3 separate regions of the Homo sapiens genome follow, and all the other regions are linked to region 1. The links are chromatin contacts, found by Hi-C or POLR2A ChIA-PET in ENCODE. All regions are on one chromosome and are shown on one strand. Each heading gives the region's core, a stretch centred on a gene start or an enhancer-like site at or near the end of the contact. The rest is flanking DNA. Distances are from core to core; before and after follow the strand shown. Region 1 holds the start of GALNT5 (polypeptide N-acetylgalactosaminyltransferase 5). Region 2 overlaps GPD2 (glycerol-3-phosphate dehydrogenase 2). Region 3 overlaps LOC105373714 (a long non-coding RNA gene).

Region 1 (4,114 bases), core at 899-3,398:
TATGAATTTGGAATCTCTCCTTCCCCTCCCAAGTCATTGGGAACATAAGTTTACCTCAAAGCATGGAAGCTAGACCCTCCCCACACTAGAGTAATGAACAGCAGTGTTGTCCACAAATCACTCAGAGTTCCTCAGAGAGAAGGACAGTGGTCCCGAGAAGTGCTTCTCAAACTCTATGGACAATCTTTACAACTGGCAATGTCAAAATGTGTATTCTGATTTAGTTGTTATGGGAATGCATAGATTTTATTAGACTGTACTTTAGACAGGGAAGGAATGTCACACAAGTTGTAGACTGTATTGGCCAGGATTTTTCAGAGAAACAGAACCAATAGGATTCATAGAGGTAGATAAGTGAGTTGCAGTTTATTACAGGAATTGGCTCATGTGGTTATGGAGACTGAGAAACCTCAGTCCAGGCCACCTGCAAGCTGGAGAACCAGGAAAGCCAGTAACATGGCACATTCTGAGTCCAAAGGCCTGAGAACCAGGGAAGCCAATAACATCACTCTCAGTCTGAGGTCAAAAGCCTGAGAACCTAGTGAGGGATGTGGAGGTTGTGGGGGCAGACTGGTACAAGCCCCAGAGGCCAAAGCCAGAGAATCTAAAGTTCTAGTCCAAAGGCAGAAGAAGAAAGATGTCCCAGCTCACTAACAGAGACAGAATCCACCTTTCCTCTGCCTTTTTTTCTATCTGGGCCCTCAACCAATTAGTGGTGCCTGCCCACATTGGGTGAGGGCATCTCCTCCCCACTCAGTGCACTGAGTCAAATGCCAATCTCTTCTGGAAACACCCTCACAGATATACCTAAAAATAATGCTTTACTGGTTCTCTGGGTGTTCCTTAGCCCAGTCAAGTAGACACCTAAAATTAAATGTCTCATAGGCAATGTTCAAAAACCAAAAACAAACAAACAAAAAATTGAGACTTTTTTTCTAGACCAGTGTTTCTCAACTTTAGCTGCACATTTGAAAGACCTGGGAAGCTTTGTAAAAAAAAAAAAAAAAAAAAAAATATATATATATATATATATATATATATATATATATATATATATTTAATACAATATCAGCCCAAATGTCATCTCCACCTCCTCTCTCATCAATTGACCAGAGTTTTGGGGATCTTGTTTCAAGTGGTTCTAATGAAAAGCCTGTGGCGGAACTGCTACCCTACCAGTCAACCAGCATCACTCAAAATCTGGTCCAAGTCCTGGTGTGGTCCTGAAACTGTTGCTTGCTGGTTTAAGACGAGATAAGTACTGAAACTGAGAGTAAGTGTATCTTAATCTGTTCAGGCTACTATAGAAGAATAACATAGACTAAGTGACTCATAAACAACAGAAACTTATTTCTCACAGTTCTAGAGACTGAGAAGTCAGAAATCAAGGCACCAGCAGATTCGTTGACTGGTGAAGGCCCATTTCCTGGTTCATAGATGGCACCTTCTCATTATGTCTTCACTTTGTGGAATGGCAAGGCAATAGGGCCTCTTTTTTAAGGGTGCTGATCCCATTCATGAGGGCTCTATCCTTATAATGAAATCACCTTCAAAAGCCCTACCTCCTAATACTATCACATTTATGATTAGGTTTCAACATATGAATTTTGGGTGGACATAAACATTCAGACCATAACAAAGTGTTTAGAAACTTTTATAGCAGTATGACAAATTAAGTTTATTTGTAATCAAATGTAATAATAAAAACAGATGGATTAGTGAAAAAAAAATAGTTGGCTTACAAAGAAATACATTGAAACCCCTTGAATGAATGATCTAAATAATTAAACATATACATCTCTGGAAGTGAGGATATACCAGGCCCCTTCTTTAAGCTGTTATGTCTTAAAGCTGAAATGTTAACTTCAGTGATAAATTCCTCAGGCAGAGCATTGGCACCTGGCTACAACAGGGTTAATGAGCAGGAGTAGGGTAGGTGGGGTCACAAACCAGGAACACATGCCCTCCAAGTTAGATAGCTTTTTTTCCTCTTTAATTGCCGTTTAAACACACATGCTCTCACATAACACAGAAGGTGAGAGCTGAATGAAGTTTTCTGGGTAATGGCATGAAATGTTTTCCTTATGAGAAGTGGTGTTGAGTTACAGCGTGCAGACGGAGAACGGGGAGGAGAGAAACGGCAGTCTCAATCTGGCCCCCACCTTTTCTTGGGCTTGTAGGAAGGTGGACATGGGCTCCCGGAGACAAGACAAGTGATATGTTGAACTGTTCGGTGGCTGGAATCAACTGCTCCTGGAGTGACCTAAGGCCAGTGTTTATCAGAACTTAGCCAGGGCCAGCCAAGCAGGCACAGATGCTCTGCTATGAAATGCCACGCAGGCAGAGACTGACAAGCGGTAGGAACTGAGCTTTCCCCTTGGACTGCTGCTTCCTGCTGTGTTCAGGGGAGGGGGTCACTTTCTGGCAACTCTGCTGCTGCTGCTGCTGCTGCTGCTACTTCAGCTTCCTCTCCACTCAAGGTAAGCAGGCTAAGGGAGGGCAGGCTGCTAGGGAAAGCTTTGTACCATGAACAGGATCCGAAAGTTTTTCCGAGGAAGTGGGCGAGTCTTGGCATTTATCTTTGTAGCTTCTGTCATCTGGCTCCTCTTTGACATGGCAGCTCTCCGCCTCTCATTCAGTGAGATCAACACTCGGGTCATCAAGGAAGACATTGTGAGGAGGGAGCGGATAGGATTCAGAGTTCAGCCAGACCAAGGAAAAATTTTTTACAGCAGCATAAAAGAGATGAAACCTCCCCTAAGGGGACATGGGAAAGGGGCATGGGGCAAAGAGAATGTTAGAAAAACTGAGGAGAGTGTGCTCAAGGTTGAGGTGGACTTGGACCAAACCCAGAGGGAAAGAAAAATGCAGAATGCCCTGGGAAGGGGCAAGGTTGTGCCGTTGTGGCATCCTGCACATCTGCAGACCCTCCCTGTGACTCCTAACAAGCAGAAGACAGACGGGAGAGGCACCAAACCTGAAGCCTCCTCTCACCAGGGGACACCAAAGCAAACGACAGCTCAGGGGGCTCCAAAGACCTCATTCATAGCAGCAAAAGGAACTCAGGTAGTCAAAATATCAGTACACATGGGACGTGTCAGTTTAAAACAGGAGCCCCGGAAGAGTCATAGTCCCAGCAGTGACACATCAAAACTAGCAGCTGAAAGGGACTTGAATGTGACCATCAGTCTTAGTACTGATAGACCAAAGCAGCGATCACAGGCAGTAGCAAACGAGAGGGCACACCCTGCCAGCACAGCAGTGCCGAAGTCTGGGGAAGCCATGGCCTTAAACAAAACTAAGACTCAGAGCAAAGAAGTCAATGCAAATAAACACAAAGCCAATACGAGTCTTCCTTTTCCTAAGTTCACTGTCAATTCAAATCGCTTAAGGAAGCAATCTATTAATGAGACACCTTTGGGAAGTTTGTCAAAGGATGATGGAGCTAGAGGGGCTCATGGGAAGAAACTCAATTTCTCTGAAAGCCATCTTGTGATTATAACCAAAGAGGAAGAGCAAAAGGCAGACCCCAAAGAGGTCTCTAATTCTAAAACCAAAACAATATTTCCTAAAGTATTGGGTAAAAGCCAAAGTAAACACATTTCCAGGAATAGAAGTGAGATGTCTTCCTCTTCACTTGCTCCACATAGAGTGCCACTGTCCCAAACTAACCATGCTTTAACTGGAGGGCTAGAGCCAGCAAAAATCAACATAACTGCCAAAGCCCCCTCTACAGAATACAACCAGAGTCATATAAAAGCCCTTTTACCTGAAGACAGTGGAACGCACCAGGTGTTAAGAATTGATGTGACACTTTCTCCAAGGGACCCCAAAGCTCCAGGGCAGTTTGGGCGTCCTGTAGTTGTCCCCCATGGAAAGGAGAAGGAGGCAGAAAGAAGATGGAAAGAAGGAAACTTCAATGTCTACCTTAGCGATTTGATCCCAGTGGATAGAGCCATTGAAGACACCAGACCTGCTGGGTAAGACCTATTTCTCTTCTCTTTCCTCAACCCCAAGTGCTTTGGCTGTTATGTAAAGAGGATTTATTGCTAGATAATTCTGTGTGATTTTTGGTCACCTAGAGAATTAAAGAAACATTAATCATTGGATATCA
Region 2 (4,114 bases), core at 656-3,155, 720 kb before region 1:
TTTTAGTGGAGTAATGTATTATAATTTTGCCCTCTCCTTAAGGTGAGTAGACTATTATAGTCTGAGTCTTTGATTCTTAGGCTTTGGTTCTTAATTAGAATTCAACATTGTTGACATGTAAATTGTGACCAGATGAATTCAAAACTCAAAAAGTAAAATTGCCTTTGAATTTGTATCCTCAGCTACGATATTGATTGAAAATCGATGAGTAACTCTTATTCTTGTTTTCTATAGGCAGTAAGAAATTCACAGAATCTATTTACAGCTATACGTGACAGCACTTAACCTTGACTATGCCTGCTAAAAGGTTTCTTGACTTTAAAATGTGGATACTCTTCAAGATTTGAGGGCAGGGCTTCTCCTAAGGTAGAGGCAGAGAAGTAAACCAGCAACAAGTAGGGCTCAAGATCTAGCCTGTCTGATCAGGCTTCCAGACCAAGGAGTGGCAGCAGTCCAAACCACCTGTCTCTGCTGACTAGGCAATCTTAATAGCCATCCCACTCCTCATCAGTACGTGGGATCTGAGCACAGGTCTAAGCAGATTAATAGTTTTCTTAGTGAAGTGATCCATGGAGTCAAATGCATGACAGTATCTTCAGGATTCTGTGGGAAGAGGAGGGGGTCTATGGAGGACACTAGGTCATCCCCTTGAAAAGAGAGATAGAGACCATTACTTGAGGGAAGAGCTAAGCAGAATGTCAGAGCTTTGGCTAAGCAAACAGATATGAGCAGAGTTCTAGTTCAACTAGGAGCACAGAGTGAGAACCAGATATTGGGGCAGGAACTCTTCTGTTTGACGTCTACAGTGGGAGAGACTGCACACCTGTGAGCACAGGGATTCCTTTGTGTAGGGGTTCCTTAAAGACAGATAACAGTTTATGGGCAGATAACAGTTTCCAGAGGGATGGGGCTCCCTGTATAATGCCAGGGGCTGCCAGGATTGACTTAGGATTGACTCAGGGACTGCGTGGGGCTGACCCTGCAGGTTGAATGCTGTCAGTGATTACAACAGGGCAAGGGCACCTTGACTGTCTCAGAAACTAATAGAATCTTTCTTTGACAATAACCACTGGCGAGCATTTCCAGGAAGTCTTTGAAAATTGCTGGGAGTCTGGGCAAGAAACTCCACTCACTGAAAGCATGGTATTTGATTCATTATAAAACAGAAGGAAAAACATTAGTAATAGACGTGGTATGTCCCAGCCTTGTATAGTTGAAAGTAAAACTAAGTCATACGTTTTCAATTTGGTGTGACATTGTCTAATTTCTAAATTTATTATTATTTTGAAATTATAGGAAATGATTAGAAGTATGAGGGTGTGCTTCTTCTGTTGTTTATTTTTCACATTTGAGTCTTACTACATGTCACCATTGTCCAGCATTTCAGAGACAAAGGGAGTATTTTTGACATTCATTAAAACTGTTTTGGTGAAAGAGCTGTATTACGGTACTATTTAATTTTTATAATAGTTTATCAGAAATGAGATTAGAGCCTATTTATTGAATTATCTTATTTTGAAACTCTCACATATTTATTGAGTACAGATTAGAATCAAACTGTTTAGAATATTAGAAAAGTCTTTTTCAAGTACAAAGGGCAGAGATTATATCTGTAGGTAGTTCCCCCAAACCCCCGAGGGGAAGTTTTGTTTTAAATGTTTACATGTTTTATATTGACACATTTGTTGGCTTAAAAAATATGGCAATAGCATCTAGCATAGTGCTAGATGTATGTGGTTGCAATTTGACATTATTTTATTGATAACTATATTGTGTATAAACTTTCTTTTCATGTCTTTTTATGTGAGAGACATCAGATATTCTACTAGCTGTTAGGAGGTAGTGAAATTAAGTTGATTCTCACAGTATTTGCATCTCAGTCTTCTGCCTCAGCATGTGACCTTGCCTGTGAAGGTTCAGAATAGCTGTTTTATTATTTCGCTTAGGGTGATCGGGCTCTGGTAAATTGATTGGCACTAGCCCAACTCACAGCCTATTGAATCATGAATTTATTACTTTAGGCAACAAATAGTTTAACACCTTCCTACATGCCATACATTGTTGTCCTTGCAGGAGGTAAACTCTTGGAGAAGATGGTGGGGGATAGAACCAAGTTCCTGCCCTTAATTTATTCATTCCTATGAGAAGTGAAACATTCATGTAAAACAGATGACTCAGATTGCTGTTAAAAAAAAAAAAAAATCCAGTAGGGCAAACCTATTTGAATAACCAAATTAAGATCAGGATTGGCTGGGTGTGGTGGTTCACGCCTGTAATCCCAGCACTTTGGGAGGCCAAGGTGGGTGGATCACGAGGTCAGGAGATTGAGACCATCCTGGCTAACACGGTGAAACCCCGTCTCTACTAAAAATACAAAAAAATTAGCTGGGCATGGTGGCGGGCTCCTGTAGTCCCAGCTACTCGGGAGGCTGAGGCAGGAGAATGGTGTGAATCCAGGAGGGGGAGCTTGCAGTGAGCCGAGATCACGCCACTGCACTGCAGCCTGTGCAACAGAGCAAGACTGCATCTCAAAAAAAAAAAAAAAAAAGATCAGGATTTTGCCTAGTAACTATAGAGTTCAAGCAGAAGCAATGAAATGGTCTAAACTATAGCTTAAAAAACAATATCTGTTAAAGATATCTTTGTCAAGTAAGTCTGAATATTTTGCTTTTATAGTTAAAAAGATAATTAAATTCTGACTTTTTCATTTCATCTTTTAGAGTCTCAAGCCCCATATAAAGTTTCCAAATAAACATTAATTCTGGGTTGCTGAGAGATGTTATTCTGATAACTGAGGAATGTTTATGATTGAGGTATTAAATAAAAGGTTATCTTAACAAAAGGAGAAGGAAGGTAAATGTAGTAGAAGGCAATCTGTTAACAATATTAGCTTCATTCTTATAATGCTTTGCAGTTTACAAATGCTTTCACATATGCTGGAATCTGATTATTTCAGCGGTTCTAGGGGATTGGTAGAGAGGCTGTTGTTAGACCTACTTAATAGATGAAACAGACTCTGATGAGGAAAGGGACGTCCCCAGAACCTGAGTTAGTGGCTGGTTGGGTCCTGAACTCACACATTCGGAGTCTCCAGCATCAGTGCTCTCTGATGGGGGCCAAGAGTTAGCCTGCTTTTCATGTAAATGCCCTAGTACACATTCCTTTCAGACAATCAGGACATTGGGTTCAGGTCAGACTGATTTGATAACAATTTGATAAGGTGTGGAATCTTCCTGTGATTAAAGAGAGAAATCTGATAAGGTACAAGACTTACCATGAAACAGATAAAGGCTCTCTCAAAAGGCTGCCTCCAGTTAGAATTCCCCAGCTGGTCCTTGGCACATGGTTCCATGTGTTTATTATGTAGCTCACACTCGAAATCACCCCTGGGGCAGGTTGAGCCATTCCAGCATTTTGTAAAAAGTTGTGTGCATGTGCTCACACACAAATGAGGAAAAGAGGACTGAAAAAAATGGTTCTGTGAAAGTGAAAGGATTCACTTGCTTTTCCCAGTCCTATTATGAAAGATGGTTTAGTTATATCAAAGGGCTTCTTTTGACTTGTTGTATAATTCGATTCTTGAGTTTTCAGTTGGCTTATTTGAAATTTTGTAAATTGCAATTTATAAAATTGGAGGGCCCTGAGAGATCAAGTTCCACTTGTGGCTCGAGGAATGAGGATACTGAGATTAGGGGTTAGGGCTTGCTCAGGTTTTTGTTGCAGACAGGAAAAACAAAAAATCTGGTTAACTTAAACAGAAAAGAAATTCTCTGATAGGACATTGAGCAGCAGGCAGAAATACTGGGAAGACAGAGACCTAGCTTGAAAAATAAGGGACTAAATATGATTTGTAGCAACCACAGCCACAGGCAAAATCCTGACCCACAACCAGTGCACCGAAGACTTGATTGCTCATCACGTCACGTCTTGCTGTGCCACCACTGCTGACATCTCTATTGCTGCTGCCCCTAGAAATGGGATGGTACTGCTATCATTGCATCTACCTCTGGATTAGAGGTTCTTTGGGTCACTACCTCTAGATCGAAGACTGTTGAGAGCGTCGGACTGGCAAAGCCAGGTTAAAGTTCTGTATCCCAGGGGACCGTTCTTCCTC
Region 3 (4,114 bases), core at 1,023-3,522, 640 kb after region 1:
AATTCTGAGAGGTTTTCAGCTACCTTCCTTCTTTCACCACACACACTCAGGCCCAGAAATACAACAACTGCTAGTGAGACAAAACGGTTGGAATTTGGTAGATTTAGCTTCTCTCCCCCACAACCTCTGTTCTCTGTCTAGTTAAGGCTGGACTATTCTACTCATACCCTCCTTGTCCATAGGAGACATTAGCTTGACTATAGTTTGTTCTAAATGGGTGGCCATACATCCCAGTGTGCCCAGCATAATTATTAATAGCACTCTTTTTCATCTCAAAAGTGTCCCAGTTTGGATGATAGATTATACACCATTACCCTAGGCCTAGAAGACATTTGATTAACACGTGTAGGACACGAATGAGGACTGGCAAAATTTCTAAGGTATGTTATTCATGAGTATGGGGAAATATACCCAGATACCATTGACGACAATGAGAAATGCTTTGGGAAGTGACATAGGAATGATCAGAGAAAATTATATTCTCAAGTTATCCCATAAATTCGCAGCAAGAAAGGCAGGACATAGAAAAACTAGGAAGTCTAGACAGGTTAATATCTCCTCTCTCACCAAGCAACTGAGCCCCCCTCCCCTGACCAAAAAAAGCATGAATCTCGTCACCGTACAGAGTTGGTTATTTTCCTCCTTTCTGCTTAATGGCTATGATCTTGGGCAAGTTATTGAGTATCTCTGAACCTCACTCTACTCATGGGTAAAAAAGATAATAAGGCTTACTTCAGTTTTGGGGAGTTACTGAAATAGGTGTGTAAACCAGCTGGCACTGTGATTAGGTGCTCAATGGTAGCAGTTCCACCATTATTCTTTCCATCATGGCCACTCTGCACTGTAGTCTCACCAGAGTCACATGACTTTTAAAATAAAGTGTTCCTGTGAGAGGAGCCACAAGGAGGCTGTGGAAGTGGGAGTTGATTCTTGGGTTTAAAGACTTTTTTTGGTTTGTTTTTGTTTTTGAGAGAAGGTCTTGCTCTGTTGCCTAGGCTAGAGTGCAGTGGTATGATCATAGCCCACTGCAGCCTCAACCTCCCGGGCTCAAGCAATCCTCCCACCTCAGCCTTCTGAGTAGCTGGGACTACATGTGCACCATGCCCAACTGATTTTTGTATTTTTTGTAGAGACGGGGTTTCACCACATTGCCCAGGCTGGTCTTGAGCTCCTGGACTCAACCAATCTGCCTGCCTCAGCCTCTCAAAGTGCTGGGCTTGCAGGCATGAGCCACCATGTCTGGTCTTTCTCTTTCTGTCTGTCTGGCTTGCTTGCTTGCTTGCTTGCTTGCTTGCTTGCTTGCTTGCTTGCTTGCTTCCTTTCTTCTGTTCTTCCTTTCACTGCTTCTCTTTTTTTTTTTTTTTTTTTTTGACAAACTCAGTCATAAAGTCTTTGGTGAATGAAAAAGAAAGTGAAAGATTAAAGGGAAGAGCAGTAACTGAAAAACAGGTGCCGTGGTGCACACTTGTAGTTCAAGCTACTTGGGAGGCTGAGATGGGAGGATTGCTTGGACCCAGGAGTTCGAGGTTGCAGTGAACTATGAAAAAAAAAAGATCACTGAAGATGGATCAGAAATGGCAGATTTATAGACCTATGTGAGGCAAAAAAAGAATGGAAAGAAAAGGAAGGAAGGAGGCCAGGCACAGTGGCTCATGTCTGTAATCCCAGCACTTTAGGAGGCCGAGGCTGGTGGATCATGAGGTCAGGAGATTGAGACCATCCTGGGTAACATGGTGAAACCCCATCTGTACTCAAAATACAAAAAAATTAGTCGGGTGTGGTGGTAGCGCCAGTAATCCCAGCTACTCGGGAGGCTGAGGCAGGAGAATCGCTTGAACCCGGGAGGCGGAGGTTACGGTGAGCCAAGATTGCGCCACTGCACTCCAGCCTGGGTGACAGAGTGAGACTCCCTCTCAAAAATGGAAAGGGAAAGGGAAGGGAAAGGAGAGAGGAAGGGAAGGGGGAGAGAGAGGAAGGAAGGAAGGAAGGAGGAAGGAAAGAAGAAAAAAAAAAGAGGTGATGAGCTGTAATCTCTAGTCAACAAAACCTGACTAGAATGTTGCCTGAGAACTTCTATAAAGGGTCCTGCAGGTTTTTTGAGGAATATGGGTCGGGTGGGGAGTAGCCCATCCTATGGAAATGATACTACTGTTCATATAACTGTTGCCTCTCAGCCATCTAGACTGCTGTTTGGGTGGGCGGGATGGAGAAATACTATTCTGTTAAAACTAAGAGCTTTGAAGTGGAGACAAACACAATCTGGTAGTATCACAGAGGCATTATTCACCCTGATGACTCACACTCTGGCTCCCACACAGCAGAGGCAAGAAGTAACATTAGTGACCTTGAAGATGTTGGCCAAGTATAGACCCAGCATTAAAACCTGAGTTCAAATGAACGTGTGTGTGTGTTTGTGTGTGTGTGTGTGTGTGTGTGTAGAGAGAGACAGAGACAGAAAGAGAGACTAAGAGAATACATGTTAAAGAGAATGTATGGTGAACAATTCTAAAAACCAGTATAAAAACTTCATATTGAAAGAGCTAACTCAACTAAATAATAAGTACTTACAAGGAAATAATCATTATGTGAGTGGGTCTCAGCTCAAAGCATTGATAAAGTTGTTCAGAGCGAGAACATTTAAAAGCATCATTGTTAGTGAGGAGGTAAATAGGAAACCCAGTCCCTATTCCTGGGCTCAAATCTCCCTCATCATTTCCATTCATCATGACTCTTTATGAATCCAGTTTGCTGAAAGTAATGTTTTCTGTGTTCCCAACCACACACTGCTCTATGTTCGGAGCCCTACAGACAAAATTCAAACAGATGCAGTCCCCAGGCCTTTGACAACATGCAATAGAAAGCAGACAATAATAAAAGAATGCATCGGAACCTACAGATGTGCAGGCAGCTGCACAAATGGCAAACAGAGTCATGACCTTAGACCAGATGGTCCCTGTGGCTTAGTAAAAAATTATCAACGTAGAACCCAGGCACAGTTTCAGGTTGATAGAGATAGCTAGTTCCTGGAATTGTACATTGAAACCTCAGAGAAAAATAAAAGCAAAACCAACCATGAAGTCATTTAAAGCTGACGAGAAGAGAGAACTTTAGGAGTTATGTACTAAACAGCTAGAATAGAAAGGGTTTCCAGTTACGGAGTTTGCCACATGGAAAAACCAGGGGATGATAGTGGAGCACACCATTGTAAACAGTGAAGAATCTCATTGGTCACCATGTTTGCATGGACAAAAGAAGAGGACTGGAGTGCAAGGGCTGTAGAGGATGGCTTAAAGGTAGACTTGAGACAAGTGTACTCAGAGTTTGTTTCTCGTTTAAGTTTCCAAAGGTTTTATGGTTATGTTTCGGGTTATATTTGTCCCTCAGCATTTCTTTTTTTTTTCTTTCTTTCTTTTTTTTGAGACAGAACCTCTCTGTGTTACCAGGCTGGAGTACAGATGCGCAATCCCGGCTCACTGCAACCTCCACCTCCCAGGTTCAAGCAATTCTCCTACCTCAGCCTCCCAAGTAGCTGGGACTACAGGCACATGCCACAATGCCCAGCTAATTTTTGTATTTTTAGTAGAGACAGGGTTTCACCATTTTGGCCAGGATGGTCTCGATCTCTTGACCTCGTGATCTGCCCACCTCGGCCTCCCAAAGTGCTGAAATTACAGGCATGAGCCACTGCACCCGGCCCTATTTTTTTTTTAAAGTGTTTACCTTTCATGGGTGCATATAATAGTTACAGGAAGTAAGGTGTGGTTTACTCAGAATTCATAACTATAATTAAAACAACAACAACAAAAAACCTCTTAGGATCTTTTCTCTGCAATTAACAGTAGCCCAACTCAAAATAGCCTAAGGAGAAAAGAGACTATCATAAGAAAATCCATGTGTTTCCCAGACTCCAAGAACTGGAATGTAGGTGGGTCGCACTTAACCACACTTAAATACCACAAGCACTCTCTGTCCATCTTTTGTCTTTGTTTTGCCAGTTGGCTTCCTTCTTTGCTTGCTGCCAGCTAACCTGCTGTAGTGTTCATGCGTGCACATGGGAAACACAACTGCCAATAGGCCACATCTTATGTTTCTTCCTTTTCAAACAGCAGCAAGA

Evidence for each region. Hi-C counts contacts between places; a loop is a spot of excess contacts on that map. ChIA-PET counts read pairs that join two places held with the same protein, here RNA polymerase II (POLR2A). Pooled maps may share reads with other maps.
Region 2: a loop to region 1 is called in a pooled map, with 12 times the contacts of the local background. The contact joins the enhancer-like site here to the promoter of GALNT5 in region 1. A Hi-C loop is called at or near these places in 5 of 37 single-sample maps with no recorded cell type and 4 of 50 pooled maps.
Region 3: a map with no recorded cell type shows a loop between it and region 1 (13-fold over the local background). The contact joins the enhancer-like site here to the promoter of GALNT5 in region 1. A Hi-C loop is called at or near these places in 3 of 37 single-sample maps with no recorded cell type and 11 of 50 pooled maps. POLR2A ChIA-PET finds 5 or more read pairs at or near these places in 1 of 52 experiments (activated CD4-positive, alpha-beta T cell).

Annotation. Positions count from the first base shown.
Region 1 is chr2:157,255,557-157,259,670 of GRCh38, forward strand. GALNT5 (polypeptide N-acetylgalactosaminyltransferase 5) reads left to right here and starts at 2,149. Exons shown (of 10, transcript NM_014568.3): 1 at 2,149-3,980. The coding sequence starts at 2,527.
Region 2 is chr2:156,536,291-156,540,404 of GRCh38, forward strand. The region is part of intron 6 of GPD2 (glycerol-3-phosphate dehydrogenase 2); the gene reads left to right. Among named protein-coding and RNA genes, the nearest start is that of GPD2, 100 kb to the left of the region's middle. RefSeq lists an enhancer at 2,361-2,420. Within about 2 kb of position 1,906, at least 2 of the 41 ENCODE cell types and tissues checked have a DNase peak (open chromatin) inside an H3K27ac peak, as active enhancers do.
Region 3 is chr2:157,896,444-157,900,557 of GRCh38, forward strand. All of the region lies in intron 1 of LOC105373714 (a long non-coding RNA gene), which reads left to right. Among named protein-coding and RNA genes, the nearest start is that of ACVR1, 22 kb to the left of the region's middle. Within about 2 kb of position 2,273, at least 6 of the 41 ENCODE cell types and tissues checked have a DNase peak (open chromatin) inside an H3K27ac peak, as active enhancers do.